2 separate regions of the Homo sapiens genome follow, and region 1 is linked to region 2. A link is a loop called in an ENCODE intact Hi-C map of the cell type or tissue named here. Cell type or tissue: mammary epithelial cell. All regions are shown on one strand. Each heading gives the region's core, and the rest is flanking DNA. Links, peaks and the distances in the headings are about the cores only. Region 1 overlaps CA10 (carbonic anhydrase 10). Region 2 has its middle 12 kb from the start of CA10.

Region 1 (15,491 bases), core at 4,000-11,999, 410 kb after region 2:
TTTACATGTATTACCTTATTTAATCTTCACAACAAAACAGTAGCCACTATTGTTCTCCCCATATACAGATGAGGAAAGTGAGGCACAGAGAGGTTCAGCTATGTATGAGAATGAAATAGAGGAAAGTAAGTAGGAGGAGACATAGGATTCCAGCAGCAATGCAGAGCACTCCACGAGGCATCACAGGGATGGTAATTGAACCCTGATTCTGCAGAGCACGTGGCCACAGATGAGGCACATACACTCTGTGAGAGGCTTTGTCCTCACCTGTGAGATGGGATGCCTGCTCCTACTTCAGAGATTCCTGTGTGGGAACCATAGGAGAATGAGTGTGTGAACACTCTCTGTAAAATGGTAAAGAGCCATATTGATGTTAGCCAGCTTGGTATTGGTCAAGCCTCGCCTCACTGGTCTCCTCCCCTCCTGCCCCATTCTGCCACTCAGAACCTAGGAAACCATTGTTCCAAGTACAAGTTCAATCAGTGCTTGCTAAGTCAACAGGAAAGAGTCAGGGCTGGCTAACATTCACTTTCTCAGATTTAGGAAGAAGTGGCAAGGCTGAGACATAGTGGGACAGCCACCCATGCCAAAAGGGGGAAAGGCAGAACTTGAGATTTCCAAGTGTATGACTACTGAGTTTCATGGAAAATCGGAGTCTCCAGACCCAACATAGCCATTACAGAGAGTAGGCAATGCTGGGTGTGGCATGGGAAAACTCCATTGTCTTAATTCTGGGAGGTGATATAATAGGGAGAAGTCTTAGCACTGGGCAAGCCTGGCTTGGTGACCTGATTTTATCACCATCTTGCTCTGTGATTTTGGACAGGTCAATCATCCTCCATTATAAGGAGCACCTTTTCACATCTATAAAACAAGTGTAACATTAGTGATATAGTTTGGATATTTGTCCCAGTCCAAATCTCACGTTGAAATATAATCTCCAGTATTGGAGATGGAGCCTAGTGGGAGGTGTTTGGATCATAGGGGTGGATCCCTCATGAATGGCTTGGTGAAGAGTGAGCTCTCACTCTGGGTTCACAGGAGATCTGGTCTTTTTTTTTTTTTTTTTTTTTTTTTTGAGACGGAGTCTTACTCTGTCGCCAGACTGGAGAGCAGTGGTACGATCTCAGCTCACTGCAACCTCCGCTTCCTGGGTTCAAGCGATTCTCCTGCCTCAGCCTCCTGAGTAGCTGGGACTACAGACATGCACCACCACGCCAGGCTAATTTTTGTATTTTTAGTAGAGATGGGGTTTCACCATGTTGGCCAGGATGGTCTCGATCTCTTGACCTCGTGATCTGCCTGCCTCAGCCTCCCAAAGTGCTGTGAATACAGGCGTGAGCCACTGCGCCCGGCTGAGATCTGGTCTTTGTAAAAGTGTGTGGCACCTCCCCCACCACTATCTCTCTCTTGCTCCCACTTGGCCATGTGAGATGCCTGCTCCCTCTTTGCCCTCCACCATGAATAAAGGCCCCCTGAGGCCTCCCCAGAATCCAAGCTGATGACAGTGCTACACTTCCTCTGCAAGCTGCAGAACCATGAGCCAACTAAACCTCTTTTCTTTATAAATTACCCAGCCTCAGGTATTTGTGTATAGCAATGCAAGAACAGCCTAATACAATCAGTACCAGCTCACAGGATTACTGTGATGACTCAGTGAGATACTGTGCTCAGCACAGGGTCTTGCACATAGGAAACAGAGGAAACAGTTGAGCAAATTTGCACAATACAGTTTAGCAAATATTAGTATTAATGGTGGTATTATTTCGTGCCCCTCCAAGCCTAGGGTCTCGGGGGAGGGTTTGTGTCTCCTTAGTTTTCATTGTTTAGGGGTTCTTTGTTTCTCCATAGCATATGGAGAAAACATAGGATATTATAGCCATATTTGGTAACTTGCTGGTCACCACAGATAACTATGATTTAGAGAATAACGTAGAAGTCATGCCTGGAAAGCTTTTTATTTCTGGGCGGGGCGGGGAGGGTGTCAGGAATGCATTTTACAATGTGCAGCTACTGTGCATTCTTATGAATTAAAAACAGACAGGCACACCCAAATAGCTCTAGGGAAAAAAAAAAAACTACAGAGGCTATTTTTAAAAGGTTTAACCTCAGTCCTATAAAAGAGCAACAGAGATATAGAATCTTAGATTTGGGAGGAAGCCTCCTAGATCTCCTTCCTGTCTAGCCTTTCTACACCAGATCCTCCAGCAACTGGCCTAAAAAAGACTCAGAGTAGCAACTTTATGGCCTCAGAGTAACAGAGGATGCACCCATTTCTTGAGCATAAATGGACCCCCATATTTACACACTGCCCCACATTGCTATTTGATCATTGCCTGTGGCTGAATTGCGGCTGCCCTCCCATCATCAACCACGTTGGCTTCTCTTATATCCCCTCTTTACCTGGTCTGGGGCTGAACAATCAATTCATGTTGATCAACCGTTTTAGGATGCACTGGTGAGTGCCCAGGAAGTAGTGTTTAACTCACTAGCTATATTGAATACACTTTTTCTCTGGTCTAGTTCAAACAGAAGGATGACTGGAAATATATCTTTGATGCACTGTGCTGGTCTCATAGGATTTATGTGAGCCTGAATCCACCCCCTTTTACATATAGCTGATGTCTACCAATTCTGCTAGACTGATGTCAGGGTTTTATTTCCTTCCCAGAAATGTTTCTGAGTACCCTTTAACCCACTCCCCATCACCCCCAAATACACACACACGGTGTGAGTCATTAACTTCCTCTACATATTTCACTACGTCCCTTTGCAAACCTCTGTCTTAGCACTTACCATTTTGTACAGAATTGTGTATTTACTCCTCAGTCCCCACAAGAGAGATGAGTCTCTCTTTTATCTTTGTATTATATTTCTAGTTCTAGCACACTGCCTGGCACCTTGTGATTGCTTAAGAAATGCTGGGTGAGTGACCCAGTGTGCCCAGTAGTGGCAAAAACTCCACCTTCAGCTCTCCCACCCCACCAGCTTGCCATGGATCCTGGGGTGTAATCTCAAGGGAATCTGTCCATCCATTTTAAAAACTATGAGCAGGCTAAATATTAGTCATCCGAATGCTGTTTTCTCATTGAGTTGCCTTAACAAATGGCAAGAACAGATGGCATTCAAGACATGTTGTCATTATAAAAGTATAAAAATGTTATTTGTTTTTAAAATTAAAAAAAATACATGCACATCATTGCAGACAATTTCAAGAGCAGCCCTGGAAAAACCGTGTGGAGAAGAAATACTGTGTTTTTTTCTTCTCAGTCTTGCCATGTCATCAGTTTTCATCATTGGCCCTTTCCTTTCTGAAAACGAGATGAACTCTCAAAATTGAGTTTTGAGACAAGTTTGATTTTCCTTTGTCCTAGCTGGAAAGAGAGCTTTAACAGAGATCACATACCCACTATGTGCCAAGTACTAGCTTACATGACTTGCAGTGTAGCCTCACAGGGTTTGTGCCACATTGTTTAATAAGCATAAGCAAAGTTTTCTATAAAGTTAAAGCAGCAGCAATGGAGAGAAGGTAACTGTCATCACTGTGGACTTGATATAGTGCCAGGAACTGAAATTTAAAGTCAGGAACCCTGGCCTCATAAATGTCTCTCCCCATGTAAGCAGATGACATCCTCATTGCAGAAAAAGTACCAGCCAGCAACTCTTGCTGGCTTGCCTTATTGAAAGTTGAGCACTAAGATCAATAGAGCAATATTTTATGAAATTCAATTTATCAGAAGATTTGATGTCTTAAAGATGATGGAATGTCTTATTTATTGGCAATCGTAGAAACTTCAGGAATGTTTGGCACACTGAATGGTAAAGCCCAAAGTTGATTTGAAATTTCCTGTCCTTGAAAGAAGACAGTGATGGAGAGTCGCTTTTGAAAGCTGAATCTCAATCCCAAACCTTTGCAGCTATTGTACAAGCAGGCCAAGATCCCAGGCCAAAATGAAAGTGTCGTGTGCCATGAGTTTTAAGAACTGCTGCTACCAGAAGCAAAATAAAAGATAAACAAGAAAAAAAAAAAAAAAGCACATCTTTATGTGGATCCAGGCTACAAAAAATGTTAGCCTTTATCCCTACCCCGAACTTTTCCCGAAGGAAATTGTGGCAAATAATCAGGTTAAAACTGAGAGTCACTAAATGCAATGTAGTATCCCGGCTTGGATTCTGGAATAGAAACCAGACATAAGTGAAAAAACTGGTAAGATCCAAATAAAGTCTGTAGTTTAGTTCAGCGCTCCCCAACCCCCAGGCCATGGACCACTCCCCAATGCTCACATTACTGCCTGAGCTCTACCTCCTGTCAGATCAGTGGCAGCATTAGATTCTCTTAAGAGCATGAACCCTATTATTAACTAAGCATGTGAGAGATTTGAGTTGTGTCCACCTTATGAGAATCTAATGACTGATGATCTGTCACTGTCTCCCATCACCCCCAGATGGGACCATCTAGTTGCAAAAAAAAAAAGCTCGGGGCTCCCACTGCTTTTACATTATGATGAGTTGTGTAATTGTTTCATTATATGTTACAATGTAATAATAATAGAAATAAAGTGCACAATAAATGTAATGTGCTTCGATCATCCCAAAGCTGTCCCCCCACCCCTAGATCCCTAGAAAAATAGTCTTCCACAAAACCAGTCCCTGATGCCAAAAAGGTGGGGGATCACTGGTTTAGTTGATAGTGGTGAAACAATATTACCTTATTAGTTGTAACAAATGTACAATGATTACATAAGATGTCAACATTAGGGGAAGCTGGGTGAGGGATATATGGAAATCTGTGTACTATCTTTGCAACTTTTCTGCAGACCTACTGAAATTATTCCAAAATATCAAGTTTGTTTTACAAATTTAAGAGGCTCAAAGCCAGAGTCACTGAGGATGAGTACTAAAAATAATGTGAGATATGAAATCCACCTAATGATGAATGAAGTATGAGTGTGAAACTCCCCTCTTCTTCTATTAGTAGCTAACCATGTGATTAAGCTAAACTCCCTGAGCCTCAGTTTTCTCATCTCTAAATACAGGCATAATTAAATCCTCCTCATGCAATTATTATAAAGATCAAATGAGAGAACATTTAAAATGAACTTGCAGTTAGTAAACACTCAGTGCACAATAGTTGGATTTAGTCAATGGCCAAGACAAGGTAAAAGTCAACAGTTAGAGATTTTTTAAATAGCAACTGATCTCTACCAAGGCACCTCCCAAGACTTCTGGACAATGAGTTTTATTGCAAGGATGGAGCAAGCTAACGGGCATTGCCAGTCATTGCCTATCGAGGACCTCTGGCAGGATGTTGAACTTAGCACAATCCACTTCTCACCTTAAGTAAACACTTCCTAATTAACATATTATAATTTTGAGCTCTCTGATTCATGGAAAATTTTTCTTTTCACAATTATTTTCCCAAGTTACTTGAGTTAACAGCAACCTTACTTTCCTGACTAAAGTCCATTTTAGATAAGAATTGCTTCAAGGGAAAGAATCCTGATTCTGTTTATAACTTATTTTTTCTTATCTTTGGTGTTGGAGAAATAAAAATAAGCAAAAATAAGCAAACTGACATATTCATTTATCTCCCCACTTCCCTGCAAATAGATAGATTGCCCAGCAAATTAAATGTCAGCTAAGGAAACCACAGCTCAGAGAAGTTAAGCAACCTGCCCAACACCATGAAGCTAAGAGCAAAGGAGCCAGAACTTGAACCTGACCCCAGGAGCTGTCCTTTCTCCTACTATGTTGCCTGTCCACTCCACTGGAATCAAGTTGAAAAATGCTAGTGAAACCAGTATTTCCCACCTGGTTCTCCCTGCCAGATCAGAGCCTTCCAGCATGGTTAGATAGCATGCTGGAGCTTCATCAGCTCTCACATGGAGACTTGTGGAATTCATTTTCATCCACTTCTAACTTTAAAACCAAATAAGTACCTTATTTTGGGGTGCAGATTATAGAATCAAGCAATTCCAGCAAGCCTGAACATGGAGTCCTTGCTCTTAGAGGGTCTACCTTGAGCTGGAGCCTTTTAAAGAGATATCATTGGCTAGGGCTGCCTTTGGCTCCACCACCAAGTGCCTGGTTTTTTCTCATACCTCGTAGGCAACCCTGAATTAGGATGAGTTTACAGCACCATTGCTTACTTCCGAGCATTCCTGAACCCTTTTGCTGCCCGGCATTCCTGTTTTTGAATTGCATCTGTTTGTTTCACCTTCAGGACCACCTGCTTTCTCAGGCTGGATTTCACACTTGGCACTGCTTACCTCGTAGTGATCTCAGCTTCTCTCTTCAGCTGTAATTTACTCTTGGCTCTCAGACTACTTACCCCTGACTCTTCCAGATATCCATCTGTCTGTCTGGTCAGAGCCATCTCAGCCCTCCAGACTCTCCCTGGTACCTTCTAGTTCTTGACATTTCTGCTGGATTGTCTATACCCAACCCCCCCTAAACACATGCATGCACACACACATACACACACACACACACACACACACACACACACAGGGAGCTGCCTGCCTTGCAAGCTCTCATTAGCATTAAATGCCAAGTTTCAGGAATAACCAGCCTTCTTGGTTACAACTAAAATGGAGATCGCTGCATTAATGCAGTAATGGAAATATAATGAAGGAATTTATTGTCCCTGAAAGACAATATCTGCCACACAAACCCCATGGGATATCTCCAGACAGTAAGTACAGCTCCACGCCTCTAATTCTCTGGCCCATAATTATCTTGGGAAGACGGTGACCCTGCAGTTCTCTCTATTAAGAGTATATTTCCTTACAAAATGAACTGTGCTGTATTGAATTGCATCATTTTGATCACTAGAAATTGACATATTGGGCTCATTAGCCAGGAAGTTGGATAGTTAATTTATGAGGTTTCTCGGAGCCTGTCCCAGACCACTCATTGAGGGAGCTAAACAGCCCACGATGAGATAGAAGAAAGTTACTCCAGCAGAGTGGCTTTATTTTTCTCTCATTACAGAGATAATGAACAGAAAACTTCTCTGGTACAGATATTGCTTCCCACCCCTTCTCCCCCCAACCCCAAAATGATTTTGCTTTATTGCAACCAGATACCATTTGATGGGTGAACAGTCTTATTCTGCTCATTAGCACCATTTTTCATTTAAAATCTTCAACTGCTGAGATAAAAAGATGATCTAAGTCTTTGCCTTTATCTTTAATATTTAAAACTGTTCACACAACCTTTTAAAAATCAAATATTGATGCTGCTACCTGTTGTTCTTCAAAGTGGAGCAGTTATATTGCAGGCCCTTCACAGTAAGCCTGCCTTTATTAGAAATGAGAATGGGGATGTTAAGGAGACGTTTATTTCCCTCTCTGTGGCCTCTGCCCCCATCCCTATAGGTGGAGAGCTAGGAAGAGCATTTGGTTCTTAATCAAGAAATGTGCTGAGGCAGCCACTTGAAAGCACCTAGTGGGCAGGCTGGCAAGAAATACGGAGATGCTAGGAGCATCCTCAGGGTCGATTCTGCAGAATGGTACTGGGCCCTTGGAGTCATGTAGCCTCCTAGGCTCTCAGCCATAGGCCAGCTTCCTACAACCTCTGCAACCTAGATTCTTGGGGAACCGCAGTTGTGGGCAATGGGATGGTTCCACACTGCCCTCTAGTGACTAGGTTCAGAAGCTACATGTATCACACAGTCCATTGCATTCAGCAATTCAAGGAGGACCTGCCCTGTCCTGTGTCAGGGACTGGGGATATGGAGGTGAAGGAGACACATAGCCTTTTCTCCAAGGATTTCTCATAGTGGGACATGGGGGCAGATAATTACAAAGCTATGTTTATGTGTTATTACGCTTAAGTTAAGGAAGTCATAGGAACTCAGGGAAGCATCATCACCAAGCCTGTGGGGTTTCAAAGGACTTTGAGGAGGTGGTCTTGACAAATGAGAAGGGGCTTTGCAAGCCTAGGAAAAGGAGATGCAGCTCAGAGCCTGATTGTGAAGGGCCTGTTGTGCCACTACAAGATTGTTGGCATGAGCAGTCAGGAGACAATGATAAGAGTTTCATAGAGATACTGTGTATCATCCATTTAAGATGCACATTTTTTTCATGTTTCAACATCTCTTTAGGAGGCCTCCTACAAACAATGGCATATTTTATTTTATTTTATTTTATTTGTAGAGTTTTTTTTTTTTTACTTTCATGGTGGTTCATAAAATCAGGATATATTTCACAACCTATGGCATATTTCAGGAAATATGGTAAAATAAGGGCTTAAGTTGGGCCATGTCTGGGGGACAGAGAGGAGGGGTCAGAATAAGATGAGGGATAGAATAAGATACATTAGCAGAGACAGAGAGAATGGGCAGATTACAGAGGGTTTTTAGGAGGTGGAATTTCTTTAAATTGTTGAATGAGTGTATGTCAGAGGTGAAGAAGGAGAAGAAGGAAAGGTTACTCTGCTAAGTGTGTGTGTGTATATAAGCAACTGAAAGGAACTCATGAAAATAAGTTTTGCTGTGAGCATTTAAGTTCATTGACAGTAAAAGAGGTAGGGGGATTGCATAGCAGAAATGCACCATGAAATCACCTCATCGAGTGGAAATCTGAGAGGCTTTTCAGTGGACTAGAATGGTGAATGTGGGACGGAAAGGGTGTTAAAATGGGTCAGATGATTTCATTTGGACCCTCTGGGTTTATGATTGTCTTCTGTGTATAGAAAACAGGAGCACAGAATTGCATTTAATTGTCTCTAATTCATCTGGTGAACATGCTTTCCTGATATTAGCTGGATCAATTGTACAAATAACTTCAGAACCACTCAATACTTTTGTCATGGATGAGATGGAAGGTTCCATTTGCTTTCCCGTGCTGGATAACCAGAGAGCTGATTTTAGGGTCATTAGATGGCAATAAAGACTCCCCACCCCCACAGCACATGCTCCACCGACTTCCCTCAGTAGGCATTTCACTATATTAAAGACGCAAACTGGCTGATGTAACCATTGCTTTGAAGCCATGAAATGGAATGTCAGTTGCAGAAAGTGAGCCACATATTTCTGAGATATTGATTATTGCAATATAAATCTTCTCACCCCTAAGGTAAAATCCTAGCTGGTGCTGTGAGCTACTTGATAATCATGACATTGGGCTTTTCTTGGGTTTTGATTTTTATGTTTTATTCCTATTAGGCAAAGACCAGGCAAGAGGGAGAAGACCATTGAAAGAGGTGCGGTGGGAGTGGAGGTGGGGATGCACATCACAGAGGAGGCACCAAGAGTGGGGGCTTGCCTCGATATAGAAATGTAGCAACTCTGGAGAATTGGTGTCACAGGGCAGAGCATAAAAGCAGGACATTATTTCCTCGGAAAAGTGTCTTTTTAAAACATGATTTGTTTCATTTTGCAGTGGAAAGGGTTGGACAGATGTGCATTCAAATTCTCCCTCCTTTTCTTGCTAGTGTATGACCTGAGCAAGTTATTTAACCCCTCAGAGTCTGGTGTTCCTTATTTGTGACTCAGAGATAGTAATACTTCCTACCATACAGATTTTGGTGGAAAGTAAATAATAGAACTATGTGAAGCCCTAGCAAAGAATCTGTCACACAGTGGGTGTTTGGCACCTACTGTCACCGATCTTCTGTGCAAACCCCTCCCCGCAGCTGCTCCTGTTCCAATCACTCTGGGAACACTGGACTCATGACAATTGCCACTCCCTTTGTGTGCCTTATATTTGCCCATTCCCAAGTCTTCACTGATTTTATTCCCTATTCTAGGCATCTCCAGATGCCTACATCCTACCCGTGCTCAAAGACACATTTCAAATGCCCACTCCTCTGGGAAATGCCTGTTGTACCCCTGGACACAAATCATCTCTCCTCCTTAGAGCCAATAACCCATGCTCCAACACCCATTTCAAATGCCTACTCCTCCAGGAAATGCCCCAGTACCCATGGACAAAAATCATCTCTCCTCCTTACAGCCAATACAGCAGCTCACCAGGCATGGGCTCTTTCACATGTATTATCTATTACACTTACAGATCTGTGGCCTATTTACCCTCACTGAGCCTCAGTTTCTTCATCAAATGGTGATAATAAAAATATCCACTTCATGAGGTAGTGGCAAGGATCAAGTTGCTAATGCATGCATAGTTGCAGCCATATAGAGCTCTGTAGATGGTAGTGATATTGATGGATTATTATTATTAGTATATCTAGATATGATCTCTAGTTAGAAAATGCAGTCTCCTTGGTTGCTTGCTTCTAGAAAGGATGCATGCAGTTTCTAGAAACTGGTGTCTTTTTCTATGGTCACACCTCACTTGTTAAGGGCTTCAGTTGTAAATAGCATCAGTGGTAAATCCAATAATAAGTGCCTGAAGGGTAGAGACCTGTTTGGATTTTGGTTGTGGATGATGTCTATATATCAGTTTAGGACCCTACGCCTTGCTTCCACGGCACAGCAAATGTTCATTACACTTGCAGAGCCACTGAGAAATGCAAATACTTGAAAACTGGACAGCAATGTGAAATACCAAATGCATAGTCATTAACTGACAAAACTAGGAGCTTTGATGAATAGAATAAATGATTGACCTTCAAGATGGGAGCAAGGATTAGGTAATCTTGGGAGGAGGAAGAAGCAGTGAAATGAAAGCCCCTGGGAATTCTTCCATCATCTCCCAACAAATATACCTGTGAACAAAAGGTTTCCCACTTTTATGTCATTTATCTTTTCAGTTTTTTTAAATGATTTTCAGATTCAACCAAATTCTTAGGAGAGATATTAAGAGGTTTATAATTTAGATAATGGGACACATTATGTATTCCTAGTAAATAGCACTAAGCTATGCACTACTGAGTTTCAACATCAATAGATTCTAACTGCCAACCCAGGCAACTGTCACTTGGCTGCTCCCAGGGTGGTTGGCCCATAAAACTTGCAATATGAATCACACACTCAAAAAGAAAAAAACCTCAACAGATAGAGGGCTATCTGTCTGTTTTGGGGGTAGGAAACAAATATAAGTTACTGGCATTAGATGCCTAATTTATTCATGGAGTGTTTAAGCCTCCTCAGAGCCTGGTATCCTCAGCAGCTGCCCAGCCGGCCACTCCTTAATATAGCTGTGTTCGCATAAGGGAGGGCAGCTTGGGAAGGAAGACTGACCCGACCAGGCTGCACTTCCAGTATGGCAGCCACTAGCCACATGCCGCGATTGAAATGTGGTGAGTTCGAATTGTAATGTGTTTTGAGTATAAAATACATATTAAATTTCCAAGATTTATGAAAAATGAATATAAAACACCTCATTCATAATTATTATATCGATTACATGTTGAAATAATATTTTGGATATATTGGGTTACATGAAATAAACTCCTAATGTTAATCTCACTGTTTTGTTTCATTAATGTGGCTACTAGAAAATTTAAAAATTACAGATGTAGCTTGCCTTCTGTTTCTTTTGGATAGCTGCTGTATTGGACAGGACTCTTGTAGCACACATCCCAGGTTATACCATCAGATGTGATTGTCTACAGAGTCTTTCATTTCATTTTAAAAATGATTCTGTTTATTTTTAAAATTCAAACAATATGAAAGAGCACAAAATGAAAAGTAAGTCTCGCATCCCATCCCCTCCTTTTCCTGCATTTCTCTCTGTTCCTCCTCCAGAGGCCATCTCCCAGTGTCCTGAATACTGCCCCAAAGACATCCAAGAGATGAGAGATGATGCTCCTCCATACCGCCACCATCTCCACCGCTCCCTGCTGTCACACACCTGGCCTGTCTCACTGATTTACCCTGTCTGCTGACCACTGTGGCTGTCTTCAGTGTGTCCTAGAGCACAGCAGTCATAGTGAGAGAGAGCCTATAGGGGCAAGGACACCATGGGAAATAAATGTTACATACTTAACTTGCATACAATGAAATGACGAATGAGCAAAGACTTACTATCTAATTATCCCCCAAACATTTGCTATTTCTACTTTGAAAAACTGGCATCAAGGATTCTGACATCTGACCAGTGATGACCACACGGGGAATGTTAAGAAGGATCTATGGACCCTGCCAGTGTCCTGTGTGCCACTGTGTTCCACAGGCACCCCTTAAAAGGCATTTTCCTCTTTGGAGATAAAATAACTGGAGATCGGGAGTTATTTGCCTGAAGCCCTGTGAATCAGGGATTGAATTAAATGACATTAAACTAGAAATAAGCTTTCTAAGGCAAGTTTTAGTATGTTAATTAAAGCAGCCTAACCTTGAATTTTCGTAGTTTAGGGAAAAACAGTGGCCTGAAGATGAATCAATGTATAACCCACTACATATATTTAGAAAGAGCTTTAGTGCTATATCTTTATAATTATCAAAGCAATTCCTTAAGGCACGAAGGGAGGATGGAGAAAGGATAAAAAAAAAGTCACTCTATATTACTGTACCCCTTCCCCACTGCACTGAAGAACTGTCAGACTCAGCTCAAATGAACATCAAAGGAAGCTCAGGAGAGGAAGACATCAGATTCCTGAGTCCCACCTCAGACCTACTGAGGCAGAATGGGGGGTGGAGCTTGGACCAGGTACCCAGATGATGCTCAAAGCAAAACCTTATCCATTTTCATCCAACAAATGGAAACCAAACATTGTTCAGGTGCTGAGATATGGCAGGAATCAAGACTGGTAAATAGACATCCAATCATGCCTATATTATCCTTACCAAAAAAAATAAATATATTAAATATAGATTATTATATATAATAAAATATTAAATATTTTATATATTACATATTTACATATATTAAATATATTTGATATATTAAAATATATTTTAAGCACACACACACACACACACACACACACACACAGAGCAAAGAAGTGTACTCAACCCAATCTTGATTTCGGCTGGCATAGATAGCCAAGGTGAGCCCCCAACTCATGAAAGGAGCAGCAGCACAGGCAATTCCATTGGGGGCATACTGCTAATCAATCAGCTGGTACCATCTTGGTTCCAATAACTTTATCCAGTTGGCATAAGACTCCAGCCACTCACTAAGAAGTAAGAAAAAAAAATTGATCCAGACAACCAACAATGAGGGGCTTGACAAGAACTCTCCAGGCTCTCCACATGCTAGTGGGCTAAGGTTTAAAGCCGAATTTTAACCCAGGTAAAGGAATTGGAGAACTAAACCAGAAACCCACACTGAACTGGGGTCATACGGATTAGGCCTGCTTGTTGACACTTAAGAGAAGCACAGTGAAGCATAAGGAGATTGACTTTGAAATCGGACAGTCTTGCATTCACAGTCTGGCTCTTGAACCCACTGGCCATATGAGCTGAGCATGTGGCACCACCCTCTTACTGGAAAATGGGAAGCTCATGCTGACCTCGAAGGTTTTGTGTCAGGATTTTTAATGTTCATAAGGCAGCTAAGCAGACACAGAAGACAAATTAACAAATTTAAATTTTGTTTATAATACTAAATTATTAAAATAACAATATTAAACTAATAAAACCATTGGTTGGCAGTGGTGGTTCAGTAGGAAAGAAATACATGGGACTCACCCCCCGGAAACCTACATACCAGGATTGTGAGGGAAAAACTCATTCCAGATACCACTCTCTGAAGTGTGCCTTCCTGGTCAGAGGCTGGGCAGCCTGAAATAGGTGAAGGGCTTCAGCGCCAATGACTACGTGTGGCAAGAACATGTTCAGCCTAATGCCAGCCATGAGCCCATGGTATCCTTGGGTTGGATGGAGGAAAGGGAGCATTCTCTTGATTTAGCCCACGCCTTAGTGAACCAAGCAATATCTTTCACACCTGTTCTCTGTGTCTTTTGTCATTACCAAGATCAATCAAGTTGAAGAGATGCTTCACTGCAATGGTGCTACCTAGCATCCCTGCAGAGTGTGCAAATAAATCATGTATTATTTGAAGAGTCAATATTATCAAAAACAGATTCAATGCTTTTAATAATAATATGATTTAATATAATAAGCAGTGCATGTGATCATTTCATCTAGTTTTTCAGTGTAGATGCCAAAATCCTATCCTTTTTACAGAGGAAACACAGGCTGACTCAGATGGATAGGTAAGAGAAAGATCAGCGTAAACTTAGCATTACTAAGGGAAAAAAACCCACTATTTTCCCTGCAGGGTTAAGAGTAGTGGGTGAGATCTCAGAAGTACATCAACTCTCCTACCCAATCCCACCAATGGTAACTCGAAGCAGATCGCTCCAGTCTGGTTCCATTTTCTTATTTACCTACATCTAAGCCACTCTTTTCCTAACAGCCCCAGCCTACGAGCTCCAAATATTTCCCTTCTGCTTTCTTTCAAAGATGCATTGCAAAAGAAAAAAAAAAGGCCTACTCCTAAAGCTCCACACCCTCTGCCACCATGCTCTTATCTAGCCTCTAATCTTTTCCATTTCTAATCAATACTATGAAAGCTACATAGCATAAAACATCTGGACAAACAGTGAGAAGAGCCCAGTATCTAGATACATGTCATGTAAATGGCAGGTCCAGATGTCAACTTGAATTGTTTCTGTTTTTCTATAGGCTATGGTAGTTGTGTATACACACACTTATTATAGTACTCTAGCATTTCTAACTTTGAGTCAGTATTCTTAGGTACCCTCAGCATAAGATAATTTAAAGGAAAAGCAAGAGAATAAGAGGAGGGGGAAGAGTGCTACATAAAGCAAGAAACACTCAGTGGGTTGATTTCTAATCTTGGGTTTGCTACTTGTTTGCATAATCCTGGACAACTCACTCAACCACTCTGTGTCTCAGTTTCCTGGTTTATTGAATAAGAGCTTGATGATCTCTGAAGTCCTTTAGCTTTAGAATCCATACGCCCCTAAGTTTGCTAATCTGTGTGTCTGCTATGCTGCACTGAAGCCAATGATTTGACTCCAGTTTTTGGTACTAATTTTTTTTTCTTGCGTCGATGCTTCCAGAGTGCCCATGTGAGCAGGCAGCACACTGGCTTTTTGTATTCACTCTTTACAAATCAGCCCTTTGATCTCTTGAGCTACTTTGCAGAAAACTAGACTAAGTGGTGTTCTTAAATCTCAGACTCACTAATTACATTGCAAAGAAAGCCTATTACACACCTCAGCAGAGTGGCCAGAGACATATAACAGGAAACTTCGGTTGCAAAGAAAGGTCACCTAATTCATGACACGGCCGTTGAATCTTCTTCACTGAGTGGCCTCCCAACATTTTGGGCTCAGCCACCCAGTTGCTCAGCCAACACTAGGAGAGGCAGGTATGACCCATCTCTCAACTCCCAGCAAGCGGGGACTGGAACTGCCCTGCCACCCTGGGTCTAGACCAGGTCTGGATACATTAAACCCAACCTGGCATATCCATGCAGACATCATATTTTAATTAAGAATTGATCCCTAACCCCAGAAGCTTTTTAAAAACTACCTCATCTCATGGCTGGGCACAGTGGCTCACACCTGTAATCCCAACACTTTGGGAGGCCAAGACGGGCGGATCATGA
Region 2 (15,491 bases), core at 3,855-11,854:
TTTCCTGCCCTGGATTTTTCTCTCATTTTGCCCAAATGTTTCCCATTTTCTACCTTTACCCCATCTTTAGCTATTACTGCCTTCCTATTTATACTTCATGATCCTCACCTATAGGATCTTTTGTATAAACAAACCAAGGCTTTTTTTTGATTTTTGATTTTTTGCAAAAGGAAACAAAATAACGCCACACATTTGAAATGATAACAATGTGTTAACATGCTCTGATTACGTAATCAAGGTTTCCTCTTTTCGTTTTATTCCTATGCAACAGAGTTTCAATTTACCAGACCAAATAGCTCAGTACTTTTGTTGTCAATCAATGAAGCTGTAATATGTAATTCAATCATCATGCGTTTCTTTCCCCACTGAACAAACATTTACTGACTTTTTAGATTAAACTTTTGGCTGAAGTAACTCGAAACATTGTCAAACACATAGCAGTGTATAATAACTAGATTGAGTCCCTTCCCTTTGCCCAGGCATTAGTGAGGCAAATTTTTGTTTATTCACTTTGTTTTATTAGGTCAGGTCATCAAAATGGGACTCTTTGTAAGCTTTAAATGACATTTCAATTTGTTGAGTACATTCCTAATGGAATTCTATACACTTTCCCCTTGGGAAATATTTGCCTTACAGGCCCCTATGAAGCAAAGTTTGCTGCAATGTCACTAATGAGTTCAAAATATCTATTAGCAAACAAAGATTTTGTTTGATCCTTAGAGACATAGTACAAATGAAATAAATGGACCTTTAGAGAGAATCTAATTTAACTCTTTCATTTTTACATATAAGGAAACTGGAGTACCTAGAGATGGAAAATTTCCTACTCAAGGCAAAATTATAAGTGGCAAAGCTCAGAAAAGTATCTGAGTTCTAGTCCAGTGCCACGGTGGCTATGCTGGGCTATCAGTGGGATATGTCAGGATATTATTTTTCACATTACAATAAAACTTTTCCTTGAAACTGCCGATTCTCTGCCTGTTTGCAAAACCATTATGTCTTTGTTCCACAATAAAATCTTTAGTTCCTCTTTTTCCTCCATCCCCTATAGCCATCAACAAATCCTGTAGACACTACCCTGGAAATAAATTCCAAATCCAACCGCTTTCTCTAGTCTATGACCCCAACATCTCTTCCCTAGTCTGCAATTGTAGCTTCTCTCAGATGATCTCTCTGCTTCCACAGGCCATGTCCTCCTCTTTGTTGTGACCTGTGTCAGTTCTCTACACTGGAGATAAAGCCAGCAATCTTCTCAAAACAATAAATCCTTTGAGCCAAACACTCAAATGACTTCTACAGCCCTGTAGGAATAGAATCCAACACGTTACCATAGCCTACAAGGTTTGACAGCATCTGATTCCAGTCTACCTCTCTGACCTCACCTCCAACTACCCTTCCTCTTGTTCATTCTAGGAGAGCTACACAAATGTCTTGTGGTTTTTCATACCAAGTTCACTATCTTCTGGGTCTTTGTACTTGCTATTAACTCTGCCAGAAATGCTCTTTGGACTCTGCTACTTCATCCCTTGCTTTGATCAGGTCCCAATTTGAATGTTACCTCCTTAGCAAAATCTATTCTTATCACTTGATCTCAAAGAGCTACCTGCTCTCCACCACCCCACCACTCTCTGTTACCTTATTCTACTTTAATCTTCTCATTTAGCTATCTGATATATAATCATATAATGATACATTTACTATTCCCCAACTACAATATAAGTTTTATGAGAATTAAAAAAACTGTCTATTATGTTCATCTCCAATGTTTTACTATCTGTAGCAGTGTCTGTCACATAGTAAAGACCTTAATTAATATTTATTGAATAAATAAATAAACATCACTTTCTAGAAAAAGCAAAAGCATATATACACGCACTCACTCATACATCCATACACACACACATCCAATCTGTTTTGGTTAGACCACACTAGAAATATTGCATTTAATTCTACATCCTCTTTAATAGGTTGAATTAACGGGGCTCTTTATCTTTTAAAAAATGAGTATAAAATTATTTGAAAACCAAAATATCACCACCTGAAAAAGGAGTAAATAGAGCATGGGTAGAGCCTGAATATATGAACATTTTGGAATAAAAGTTATAGGCCGAGCACAGTGGCTCATGCCTATAATCCCAGCACTTTGGGAGGCTGAGGCGGGTGGATCACGAGGTCAGGAGATTGAGACCATCTTGACCAACATGGTGAAACCCCATCTCTACTAAAATACAAAAAAATTAGCCGGGCATGGTGGTGGGCACCTGTAGTCCCAGCTACTCCGGAGGCTGAGTCAGGGGAATCACTTGAACCTGGGAGGCAGAGGTTGCAGTGAGCGGAGATTGTGCCACTGCACTCCAGCCCAGCAACAGAGTGAGATTCCATCAAAAAAAAAAAAAAGTTACAGAAAAATAGATTCTAAGTTCATTTTAAGAAAGGTCTTTAGGCCGGGTGCAGTGGCTCATGCCTGTAATCCCAGCACTTTGGGAGGCTGAGGCGGGGGGGATCACCTAAGGTCAGGAGTTTGAGATCAGCCTAGCCAACATGGTGAAACCCCGTGTCTACTAAAAATACAAAAATTAGCCAGGCATGGTGGCAGGCACCTGTAATCCCAGCTACTCGAGAGGCTGAGGCAGGAGAATTGCCTGAACCTGGGAGGCAGAGGTTGCAGTGAGCCAAGATCACGCCATTGAACTCCAGCCTAGGGGACAAGAGTGTGAGACTTGTCTTTAAAAAAAAAAAAGAAAGAAAGAAAGAAAGAAAGAAAGAAAGAAAGAAAGAAAGAAAGAAAGAAAGAAATGGCTTTAATAGCCATAAATAACCAAAAATAGAATGGACATCAATGTGAAATCAAGGGTCTACAATTATTGAAGATGTCCAAGTATAACCTGGACAACCGTTGATAAGCACGGCTGTAGAAAGTAGTTTAACACAAAAATAGACAGCTGCAGGAAGTGGTCTGATTTGTCTGTTCCAGTCCCAAGGTGCTCTGATACAAAGATTTTACTCACATTATCATTATTCAGAGCATTTATGAAATACTTTCTTAGAAGCTGCTTTCAAAGTCTGTGGCTCATTCTTTAGAATATACTTATTACTGACAAATTCAAGATTGCTGAAGAAAGTGAGTGATAAGGCTTGTTGATAATACTTTTTTATACTTAAAAAAATCACTGTGACTGTTATATGGCTACTTCATTTTAACATGACTTTTAAAATTCATTTTTCAAATAGGAATTCCCATATTATTTTGAGAAATGATAAAATTGGAAAAATCCTTTTCTGAAGTTCCTCCTTTGAAGAGCGAAATTATTTCAACTTGCAAATTTTGATTTGCATGAATAAAAAAGAAACATGCTGAAATCATCAAATTAAATTACAATTTCATCTCTTGCATAACATTCATAAGTTCCCTAACATATGCAAAGTGATTAAACTAAATATCTCATTTTAACGCTTTCATAACAATAAACATCATTAGTGTCTCTATTTTGCTGATAGGTAATTGAAGATAAGACATATTGAATTACTTAGTTCATAGTTAATTGAGTGCAGACCAGGTCTCAAACCTTGATTCTAGTTAGTGGTCATATTATTCACCTCACCCTGATCACTTTGTTCTAGAATGAAGACCTTAATCAATGCTGCAAAATTCCAGGCCCCACCAAAGGTACATGGAAAAAATAACTCTGGGAAGTCTACTTTTTATTTTTTCTTAGGCTATGCTGTATAGGAAGTTTTCTATTCAACCTCCTTGTTGGAATGTTCCAGCTATAAAGCACAATAAAAATGTCAAAAATTATTCTCTCTTGTAATGTGGGCCTTTTCTTGCCAGCGTGTAGAAAGCAATGATGGGTTTTCAGTACACTTGATAAATTGTCACACCCTAGTTATTTTGTTTTCCAAAATCTATTTACATTCCATAGCTTTATGTTAAGCTGGGGTTACTAACTCACACATTTATTCTGAACTTAATTGAATTTTTATTACTCATGATGAAATTGGTGTTTTGCATTTTGCACAATATTTCTCTGCTGTGGACTTTCATAAGGTACAATTATACAAGAATCAGAGCCTGGAGCAATTAATTATTAATGAATGGAATAAAGACATTAATGTTTATTTGAAACAAATGAGAGGCTACATTTGCATCCCTCAATTGTCACAGCAGACCCTGGATTTCGATGCCCTTTCCTTGCCTTAATCAGTAAATTCCAGTCCCAGGATTATAATAGCTACATTATCTAATACTAAGATACTATCTGAAATAGGCCTTTGTATATGTATATGTATGTATGTATATAGATAGATATGCATATGAATATATATACATATAAATACGAATTCACACATATATGTACAAGCATACACATGTACACTCATATACACATAAGCACACATGTATAAAGTGTTTCGCACTGATTTTTTTCATCAGATCCACCACTGAGTAACTCTGTAAGGTAAGGAGACTCAGTATTACTCTCTTTGTTCCAAAGATGAGGAAAATAAACCTGGAGATTTTAAGTGACTTACCCAGTAACACACAGCCAATAAGTGGCAAGGCCAAGACCCAAGTCCTTATCTCACTGATTCCAAAGTCCACAAACACTAGATGCTCAGGGGCTGACAATAATGACTCCCACTAGGGATTTTAGGGTTTATTCTGTACTAGGTACTTTGCATGTAATATCTCATTCATTCTGCTAAACAGCCATGGGTTAGATAGTAATTCACCTATTACAAAGTCAAAAAACAAAGCAACAACAACCAAGACGGAGGCTGGAAAAGGTTAAGTAACTTTCCCAGATAACTTCTAAATTGCAGAGCAGTGACATCAACCCATGTCTTTTGATTCCTATTACAGTTCTTGGAAACTCATCTCTCTGGTGTTTCTCCTCTCTGATAAGAACAAGAAGAAAGACTTGTTAAGTGAATGCCAAATAAATATTTGCTTTACACAGAAATGTCTGCTTGAATAATAATCTATTCCATTTTACTTTACCTTCCCTAAACCCCATTCCCATCCAGATAATCAAAGATCATGGTGCCATATTGGTGAGTGGGGAAGGGATATAGAATAAGATGCATGAGAACCATGACTTGGTATACATTAAACATCTGGTAAATAATGTCTTTTTAAATTCCTGATTGGTATGTTTCATAAACCACACATTACATTTTCCAATTACAATTCCATATAGAATTAGATGAATTAATAATTATTATCTATGATGTGTTAAATGTTTCTTATTTATACTGTTCCATTTCATTGTCTCAATCTATATAAAATATGTTTTTATTCTGTTTTTGCAAAAGAAATTGTGGCTCAAGCACTTAAGTGTCTTTTAAAATCCCATAGGTAGAGAATGGCAGACTTCAGATTCAAACATCAGCCTTCTGATTCAGGGTGCAGTGCCTCTTTATCCACTGTATTCTCCACAGTGCCTGAGGCTGGCACATCTTTAAGTTCAAGGCAACTCATTTCTTTCAACAAAATTTGCCCAAATACATGGTTGATATTGGGCATTCCTCTTCTGGGTTCCTATAATGGTTTCTGAAACTGCAGATCGGCAGCAATGCTTCTGTAACTCAGATGACCTCAGGGTCAAGTTTCTGAATCAGAAAACATATTTTTTTAAATTTTATCATTAACATTGTCTTCTGGTAGGTTCTAGGGACATGGAAGTGAGGCAACATCCTTGGTGTGATCAGCTATTTGGGGGCTAGTCCCCACTGTGATTGTAAGGAAGGCTCAGCCATTTACTGTGATGACAGCAAGCCAAAGCTGTGGAATGACAAATTTGAAGGTAGAAAAGAGGCTGTGGGGTAGGCTGCTTAGTTTCATAAGGTAGCAAGAGCTTAGCTCAAAAGCAGATTTTTGGAAAGCCAAATACATATGAAATTGTGGGTTAGATATCAGAACTGCTATTGAATGAGAGAGAAGTGCACTGGTTCAATATCAAGCACAGTGAAAAGCTTCTGAGGAGCAAAACTTCATCCTGAAAACCCTGCACTATAACAGCCGATGTAGCTCTACAACATTAGAGGCTAATTTTTCTGTCACTCAAGTCTTGTCTTGGTCGGAATTAATGGGTGTGACAGTTATTAACCTATAATCTTTTTTTTTTTTTGAGAAGGAGTTTCATTCTTGTTTCCCAGGCTGGAGTGCAGTGGCATGATCTCAGCTCACTGCAACCCCCACCTCCCAGGTTCAAGCGATTCTCCTGCCTCAGCCCCCACAAGTAACTGGGATTACAGGTGCACACCACGATGCCCACCTAATTTTTTTGTATTTTTAGTAAAGACGGGGTTTCACCATGTTGGCCAGGCTGATCTTGAACTCCTGACCTCAGGTGATCTGCCCGCCTCGGCCTCCCAAAGTGCTGGGATCACAGGTGTGAGCCACCACACCAGGCCTAACCTCTTTTCATTCCCAGTCCCTCCATACTCTGTGATGCTATTGCTGGATCTCCACCAAGCACATTTCTCTTTTGTCAATTTGCTCCCTATTAGGTTTTTGCCAACAGGGAGTGCTAGAGGGAGCCTAGAAAACAAGAGGTGCAAAGAAAGGACTTGATTCATTCAGTTTTCCATACTGGTTTTGCAATTATCTCCCAGCAACAGCTCTTCACTTCAGCAAGCAGTTGCTTCCACTTTCCAGTTTCTTCCAAAAGTCTCAGAACCAGCTTCCACTAGGTTTCAGTGTCAGCTGAGAGGGAGGCTGTACTCAGAGGTCTGAGTTACAGCTCCTCCTCTGAGCTCTAAGATGCCAGTCCAATGGGATGCACCCTCTCTTGCGAGGTACAGTTCCTAGATCATCAGGGACCCCTCCTCCAGGCTTCTTGGTTCTGATCATCCTAATCTGTTTATGTTGTCTCCCTGGTTATAATGGTGGTAGCTGTTTCCTAGAGTTATTCTCTCTGCATTAACTTGGTGTTTCATGGTGGCTTTTTAGTCCTCCAATGCCTGTTCAACCAATTCTCTACTTTAAATTCTCTCTGAAAAATAACTTGTTGTTTGTGTTCCTGTTCAACCAATTCTCTACTTTAAATTCTCTCTGAAAAATAACTTGTTTGTGTTCCTGGAAGGGCTCTGCTTGGTTTTTTGGATCTGCATTATCTAGTTTGGGTTTCCACCAGAGTAGCCCGAAATGTCTTCCCCTCAGTGTGAATGGTTAGATTGAGATTCTTAAGTTCCCTTACCCCTAGGTACCTTTATTTTAAATTTGGCCATTGCTTTTCCATATGGACAAAGCATCTCCAGCCTGACTCAAGGTTGCACCCTGCTGGTTGCAAATAGACAGCTGGTAGACAGGAGGTGAAAAGAGGCTATCCTGATAGAGCTCAGCTGCCAAACTGTTTGGATAAAATCAGTCCCTGAACCAATAGAGACTCTATTCCTTATACCAATGACCCTTATTCAAACTTTTTACCATTTGATTTTGTGACACTTTCATCCCCTATACCTCATTTGTAAATTTATTTTTTATTTTTATTTTATTTTATTTTAGAGACAGGGTCTTGCTGTGTCACCCAGGCTGGAGTGTAGTGATACAATCAGCTCGCTGTGATCTCAAACTCCTGGGCTCAAGCAACCCCCCCACCTCAGCCTCTTGAGTAGCTGGAACACAGTTACATACCATGGTACCTGGCTAATTTTTTTATTTTCATTTTTGTAGAAATGAGGTCTCACTATGTTGCCCAGGCTGGTCTTGAACTCCTGGTCTCAAGTGATCCTCCCCCATCAGCCTCTTGAAACTCTGGGATTGCAGGCATCAGCCACTATGCCCAGGCCCCCTACACCTCCTTAAGAGCCGTTGTAATTAGAGTATATTAAAATCAATTTTTCTTTGAAAATCTTATAAAACGTCTAATGGTAAATGAGAAGAATTTTAGAGTAGCGCCCACTTTCTACTTGATAGAAAGCCCTATTATTTATCTTTGTTTATTGAGAACTTTCCAACAAGCTAACTCAAGTGATTATTGGTTGAGCTGAATCCAATAACTCAAACATTATTATGGCAACATCTCCAAAATTACTACCATCTTCATCTGAAATGTACTTATGCAAGAGGAGAAAATAGAGCTTATTCTGCTCATTTTATTTCCAGCAAAAATTGACTGAAGTATAAAGGGCAGGTTGCCAGTCTGTTTCCCATTTCATGGGAAGGAAAATGAGAAACAGCCACCAGAAATTGCTATTTTATCATAAGAAAAGTTGGGCGAACACAGATGAAAACAATATAAGTTTTTACTTTAATAGTTGATCATTTAAAATATATTTAAGATTTCATTCACATTCATTTAAAAATCTATTTTCCTAAAGAAATAATAATTTATGGAACATGAAAATGGAATATCATCTTATATGTAATATTAACTCATACAAGTCTCAAAAGATTCATTAAGGAAAGCATTTGAACTAATGAGATAAGAACCATTACTTAGTCATATGTTTATGTGACATTTACAACAACCTTGATATTTTTCAATACCTGACAATGGCATGTTTATATTTTTGTAGGAAAAACTCTACTCTTTCAACCTTTGATCTCAATTGTTGTTAACTCCATCATAAAATTATGGCTACTCACAATATCTCCTGTCCTGCTGGGCAGGAGGCTCTTTTTGTTTTCGTTAGTTTTCTTCTCTATCTAGTAGCAATCAGAGAACGGATTCAGAAATTTGAGGGTTTTCTGCTATGGTAACTCAACTCTTACTTTATTACATCCACACAATAGAACCAATGAGAAAAAAAAATCTGTTGTTGAAGCTGGATACAATTCAGGAAATCTCATTTGCAGGAGAAGAAAATTAACTAGATCTCTGTAGCAGGGTCTTATCTTCTGTGTTGATTTGGAAATGGAATTCCTTTCAGAGCCCTCCAGTTGCAGTATTCCTCCCTTGCTGAACTTCCTCAATGCTCTGAATAAGTGGCATGTTATTTCACCAAGGATTTGATGTTTAATACTGTTAAGGTGTGTGTTTGTGGTGGTTGGGTGGGGCTGGGAGGATCTCTTTCCCCAAAAGTAGGCTGCAATGCTGGTGAGTGCATACCCAGGACTGAACCTGTGGTCAAAGAATGGCCCTTTAAGGAGATGTGTGTAAAAGCATGGTCTTAAGGCACTTGATCCTGAGATATCTCATACAAACATGAAAGACCCTACATGAATCACTTGACCATGGAAGCAGTGGCCAGGAGCAGAAAGAGAAGGGGAAGGGGCCATGGGCTTGGGGGAGGGAAGACTCTTGTCCCATACCTCTGACTTTTCATAGTGGATATGTCTGCCACACCCATTATTTGTTAATTTTCCTAATAAATAAATGAGACATATAACTCTATAATCTAGCATGTAGACATTGCTGAGTAGAGAACTACAAAGAGTCTTTCAAGTGCAAAATGAAGCTTAAAACTTGTAATTTTAATGCTAATCATTGGGAAGACAATGTAAAAAAATAATCTCAGCAAATAGTTTTAAAACCTAATGTGTCAGTTGCTAACTCCAAAATTATGCAAGCTGTAGTGAAAGCAGACTGTTGTGCTAATTTAAGCCTTTCTTTATACCTAAGAACCATTATGAAACTAAAATATTCTATACTGATCTATAACTGCTACCCGATAGGGCAGTTGGCTCACAGAGAAGAGCGAAGCATTCCTGTTGGTATAAAACTTCACTGGAAATTGCTTAATGTAAAATAAACACACACCACCCCATCACACCCGCACACATACACACACACAAATGGTCAGGTAGAGTTGAAAGTGCATTGGACAGAAAGAGACAATCTAAGAAAAATGTCTCCCACTAAAATGCCTGGTTTTGGCTAATACATTTGCCATCTATGTTTCAGCTGTTGCACTGTGTTACTTGGTCACAAAAGAAATAATGATGGGAATGGAAGGTTTATAAAAACTAATAATTAACTAGGAAGGCTGAAATTCTGGCCCTGCCCCTGCTTTTGCCTTTGTTGAACTCGGACACATCACTTGACCTAATCTTAAGCCTCCATCTTCCCACATAAAAAATAAGGGGGTTGGACTACATTAGGACTGAAAGTATATTAATGTGCACTTACAATGTATTAGGAAACATTTATCATCAAATTCATTACAAAAAATGGAAGAAAAGTGGATTTATTTGAATAAACAAATAAACAAACCTATTCAATTTTTCAGCAATCTTTTACAGAATGCCTGCTATGTACTCATTGCAAATAAGTCTTCCATTTTTAAGATCTTGAGTTAAGGAGACTGGATATATGAGAGAAATTCAATAAAAAGGAGAAAAGTGTAACATGAGTTTCACTAACTTTCAAAATGATGCCCAAAGCCTTAGCCCAAGTGCCACAATCTTAATGTGAACTATTTCATCAAATTCTTTATCCATCTGCCAAAATATAAATAGTAAATAAGGTATAGCATTTTAATTCTTTGACGTTGGACACAAATTATAGTATGGGTGAGAAGAAAGCCTATTTTGAAAATATAATGAGCACTGGTGGTAATTAAACTATTATCTATTCCGATATCAAAGAGAGGTAAATAATCTATTCTCCTAGTGGTATGTGTCATTTCAGCATCCTCACATTCTTTGTCCAGAGAAATGAACTGTATCCACTCAAATACCTTAACATTTCCTCTTGATAGACTCATTTATAGAGAACAAGGTCTCATACCAATTCCTCAAATAACTCACATGAACTCACTATTGAAAAATGTAAGGTACATTACTGTATAGATTAAAAAGTGGCAGCTTTTTTTTTCAATTACTTTATGAGAAGCTCCATTGATCTACACTTGGCACTCTTCATGTGACCCAAATCAATCTGCTTGTGATAGGTAGAATAATGACCTCCTAAAGATGTTAACATCCTAATCCCTGGAGCATGAGAATGTGTTACTTTACATGGCAAAAAAGATTTGACAGATGTTATTAAATTAAGGTTCTTGTGATGGAGACTATTTTGAAATATCCAGTTGGGTTCAATGTAGTCATAAGAATCCTTATAAGGAAAAGAGAAACTCAGAGGAGAAGAGGTGAGGATGAAAGCAGAAAGTAGAGTAAAATCATTTCTGGAAGACAGCCATGAGCCAAGGAACATAAACAGTATCTAGAAGACAGCAAAGGCAGGAAAAATGTTCTCCCTGAAAGCCACCACAAAGAATCTGCCCTGCCGATTTGTTTCAGATTTCTGACCTTCAGAAGTCAAAGATACATTTTTTTGTTTTAGAGCCTTATGGTTGGCGAATGCATCCATGTGCTGAGAGTGTGGCACATCCTAACTCCATGGGAGAAGCTCCTGGGCTCAGGGCCCTTCTGGACCTTGTCCTATCTACCGCTTCATTGGTATGTTTTATGATAAACCAGTAAATTTAAGTACAAATAAATATATAATAAATAAATAAATGCATTTTTGTTATTTTACTAAGTATGTAATAATTTATTGCAGCAGATATAAGAAGCTAATACACAGCTTGACAGCCCCAATCTTCACACTGGATAGCAGATTACTAGTCCTCCTTTTGAAGTTCTTATTTCCCTATTAATTTTTTTAAAAATATAATGGTCATACACTTTCTTCAGTGTTTTTATTTCCACCTGACCTTCGTCTACACTGAATATCTTTTAATTTTTTTATTTTTAGTGTTTATGGATATGTAATGGGTCTATATATTTAAAGAGTACATGAGGTATTTTGACAAAGGCATGCAATGTGTAAAACTCACATCAGAGTAAATGGGGCATAGGGTACCCATTACCTCAAGCATTTATCATTTACAAACACTCCAATTATACTTTTTAAGTTATTTTTAAATGTACAATAAATTATTATTGACTGTAATCACTCTGCTATGCTATCAAATATTAGATCTTATTTATTCTATCTAATTATATTTTTGTGCCCATTAACCATCCCCACTGCCCTTCCCAGCCTCTAGCAACTATCATTCTACTCTCTATCTTCATAAGTTCAATTGTTTTCTTTTTTAGCTCCCACAAATTAGTGAGAACATTTAACATTTGTCTTTCTGTGCTGGCTTATTTCATTTAAAAAAACCCTATGATTTTATCCATGTTATGTCAAATGACAAGCTATCATATGTTTTATGGTTGAATAGTACTTACTGTATATATGTACCACACTTTCTTTATCCATTCTTATGTTAATGAACCTTTAGGTTGCTTCCAAATCTTCAGTATGGTAAATAGTGTTGCTATAAACATGGGAGTGCAGATATCTCTTCTATATACTGATTTTCTTTCTTTTGGGTGTATTACCTTAAGGGTGGGATTGCTGGATTCTAGTTAGGTCAGTGCAAAAGTAATTGCAGTTTTGCCATTACTTTCAATGGCAATCACTTGCATAACTAAAAAAAAAATATGGTAATTTTTTGAGGAATCGCCAAACTGTTCTCCATAGTTATTATACCAATTTACATTCCAAACAACAGGATATGAAGTTCTCTTTTCTCCATATCCCCACCAGTATTCATTATTGCCTGTCTTTTGGATAAAAGCCATTTAACTGGGATGAGATGACATCTCATTGTAATTTTGATTTGCATTTCTCTGATGAACAATGATATTGAACATCTTCTCATATAGCCATTTGCCACTGGTATGTCTTCTTTAAAGAAATATCTATTCAGATCTTATGCCCATTTTGAAATCAGATTATTAAATTTTTTTCCATTGAGTTGTTTGAACTCCTTATATATTTTGGTTATTAATTCCTTGTCAGATAGGTAGTTTGGAATCCCTACTAACTCTTGGGGAGTCCCTTCGGGGTTGATTCATCTGTTCATAATCCCTGTTATCACCAGTGTCTTCACCATCCCCCACCTCTGTTCTGCCACAGGTCTGCCCTTTGTGTCGCTGTCCATTCTACTCCATGATTTGAGGTACCACCAAGGTTTGTTTCCGCTTCTCCTACCATCTCCACATTGGTTTCAGAACTCTGGCAATTCCCCTCATCATTTTAGTCCATGCGTTTGCAGGGAATTTTTCCAAAATAAGTTACAATGTTTATAAATAGTTATCTGAAGAGCTGGTAGAAAGGAATAACATTGAGGCTAACTTGTCACTGGTTACCAGATGTGATTACTCTCAGATCAGAGTTACATTGCCAATTTTATTAGGTCACTTCAGTGTACATTTCTGTCTTATAAAGCCTTCTTCCCTGACTAGCTCACAGCCCACAACCCAATCACAGTATTCAGCTTTCCCAGCACCATTATACATGCCCGCGAGTGTACATAGACACTTTAACCTATCATCCTTGCTCAATGAACAAAGCATTTGTTGCTAAGCCACAGTCTAAGGCTCATCTTTCGAGTCTTTATTTCTATCCCAAGATCTGCCTCTCTCCAAGTCTGGCAAACCTGGGTATTTTCCACTGTCTCCAAAGGAAATCTGCCCAGTTAATAATGGAATTTTACCCTATGGTACCAACAGGATAATTACTTTATAATATAATAATCCAATACCTGTAAAGCAGATAAAGATATAGCTACAACATCAGAGCTATTTGTTTTACACCAGAGCTTACAAATTGCGGAGACATACAACTCCTTTTAATATTTCTCAAAGTTTAAGTAATTTAGTAGTAAGTAACATCTTGTGCAGAGAAACAACAGTTCGGTAATGTTGAGTTTCTCTAAGCCTAGTCCAGCCACACTTTTAAAAATATCTATTTATAATTACAGTTTCTGCCTTATATTTTCAAAAAACTAATTCATTCATTTGGCTGGATTATTATCAGGTATAACTGACCTAAAACAAACTGCATGTGTTTAAAATGTATATTTTGATAATTTCTGACATATGTGTACACCCATAAACCATCAACATAATTAAGATAATTAATATAGCCATTAACCCAAAAAGTTTCCTTACGCTGTTCCAGTCTCTCCCTCCCATTCCTCCCCATTTTCTGGCCTGCCTCCCCAGGCAACCACTATTCTGCTTTCTGTCAGTGTAAATTAGCCTATACTTTCTAAAATCTCGTATAAATGGAATCATACTATATGCACTCTATTTTATCTGACTTCTTTCACTCAGTGTAATAATTTTGAGATTAATCCATGTTGTTCCATGTTGCAATAGTTCATTACTTTTGTATTGCTGCATAATTATTTCAAAATTCAATTGTCTATTGATTCGTTGATGGGCGTATGGGTTGTTTTTAGTTATGTCTATTACAAATAAAGGACTACGAACATTTGAGTAAAAGTATCATATAAACATTAGCTTTTCTTTCTCTAGGATAAATATCTATGAGCAAAATGGCGACGTCATATGCTTTATATATATTAATATTTAATTTTTTAAAACTGCCAAACATTTCTCTAAAGTCGTTGCATAATTTTACCTGACCAGCAATGCATGAGAGTTCCAGCTGCCCCACATTCTCACCAACTCTTGGTATTGTTTTTTATTTTGTTTTGCTTTGTTTTTAGTTTTAGCCAAACTAATATATGTATACTGGTATCTCATTGGAGTTTTAATTTTTATTTTCCTAATGACTAATAACGTTGAGCATTTTTCTATATTCTTAATTGCCATTACTATATCTTTATGGTAAAGTGTCTATTCAAATCATTTGCCCATTTTAAAATTTTTGTTTTAATAAATTGAGTTTTGAGAATTATTACCTATTTTGCTTACAAGTCATTTGTGCCATATATAATTTCCCAATATTTTCTCTTAGATTATGACTTTTAAAAATTATTTAAAATTATCTTTTGAAGAATATTAGTTCTTAATTCCAACAAAGTTCAATTATTTTTTAATTAATAATGATATTAGTGTCATCTGTAGAAAATCTTTGTCTAACCCAAACTTACAAAGATTTTCTTTTATTTATTTTGAGTAGTTTTAAAGGCTTGGGTTTTACATTTAGGTTTATAATCCATTTTGAGTTCATCTTTTTTTTATATAGTGTAAGGTATGGATTGTAGTTCATCTTTATTTTTTCTCAAAAATAGACATCGAAATATTGAAAAGGCGATTTGTTAAAAAGACTATTCTTCCTCCAAGGAAATGAGTGTGCACCTTTGTTGAAAATCAACTCAATCAATATATGTCAGACTATTTTTAGACTCTCTCTGTTCTATTGATTTGTCTATATTCTACTACATTGTCTTGTACTACATTGTCTTGATTACTATAGCTTTATAAGCCTTGAAGTTACATAATTTAAATATTCCAGCTTTGTTTATCTTTTTCCAAAGTGTTTTGGCTATTTTAGTTCCCTAGTATTTTTATATGGATTTTAGAAACAGCTTGACAATTTCTATTTAAAAATTTGCTGGGATTTTTATTAGGATTATATTGACTCTATAGATCAGTTTGGGGAAAATTGGTATTTTAACAATATTGAGCTTTCTCATTCATGAACATGGTATATCTTTCCATTTATTTGGGTAATTTTATCTTTTTGGTAGAAGTTAGGGGTAGCTTCATCACTAACTTTTCTTTCCCTCTGGCATCT

Evidence for each region. Hi-C counts contacts between places; a loop is a spot of excess contacts. Peaks named below come from ENCODE experiments on the same cell type or tissue, not always from the same donor. Only the 100,000 strongest peaks of a DNase experiment are listed, where the experiment ranks them.
Region 1: it touches region 2 in a loop (7-fold over the local background); 2 of 110 quality-filtered maps call a loop at or near these places.

Annotation. Positions count from the first base shown.
Region 1 is chr17:51,756,710-51,772,200 of GRCh38, reverse strand. All of the region lies in intron 3 of CA10 (carbonic anhydrase 10), which reads left to right. Among named protein-coding and RNA genes, the nearest start is that of LINC02073, 330 kb to the right of the region's middle. In mammary epithelial cell, for the core only: a CTCF peak has its summit at 7,638 (motif pointing left); a DNase peak (open chromatin) is centred at 7,620.
Region 2 is chr17:52,162,947-52,178,437 of GRCh38, reverse strand. No RefSeq gene overlaps it. Among named protein-coding and RNA genes, the nearest start is that of CA10, 12 kb to the right of the region's middle. In mammary epithelial cell, for the core only: CTCF peaks have their summits at 6,516 and 7,276; no DNase peak of the experiment used is centred there; H3K27me3 peaks cover 240 bases.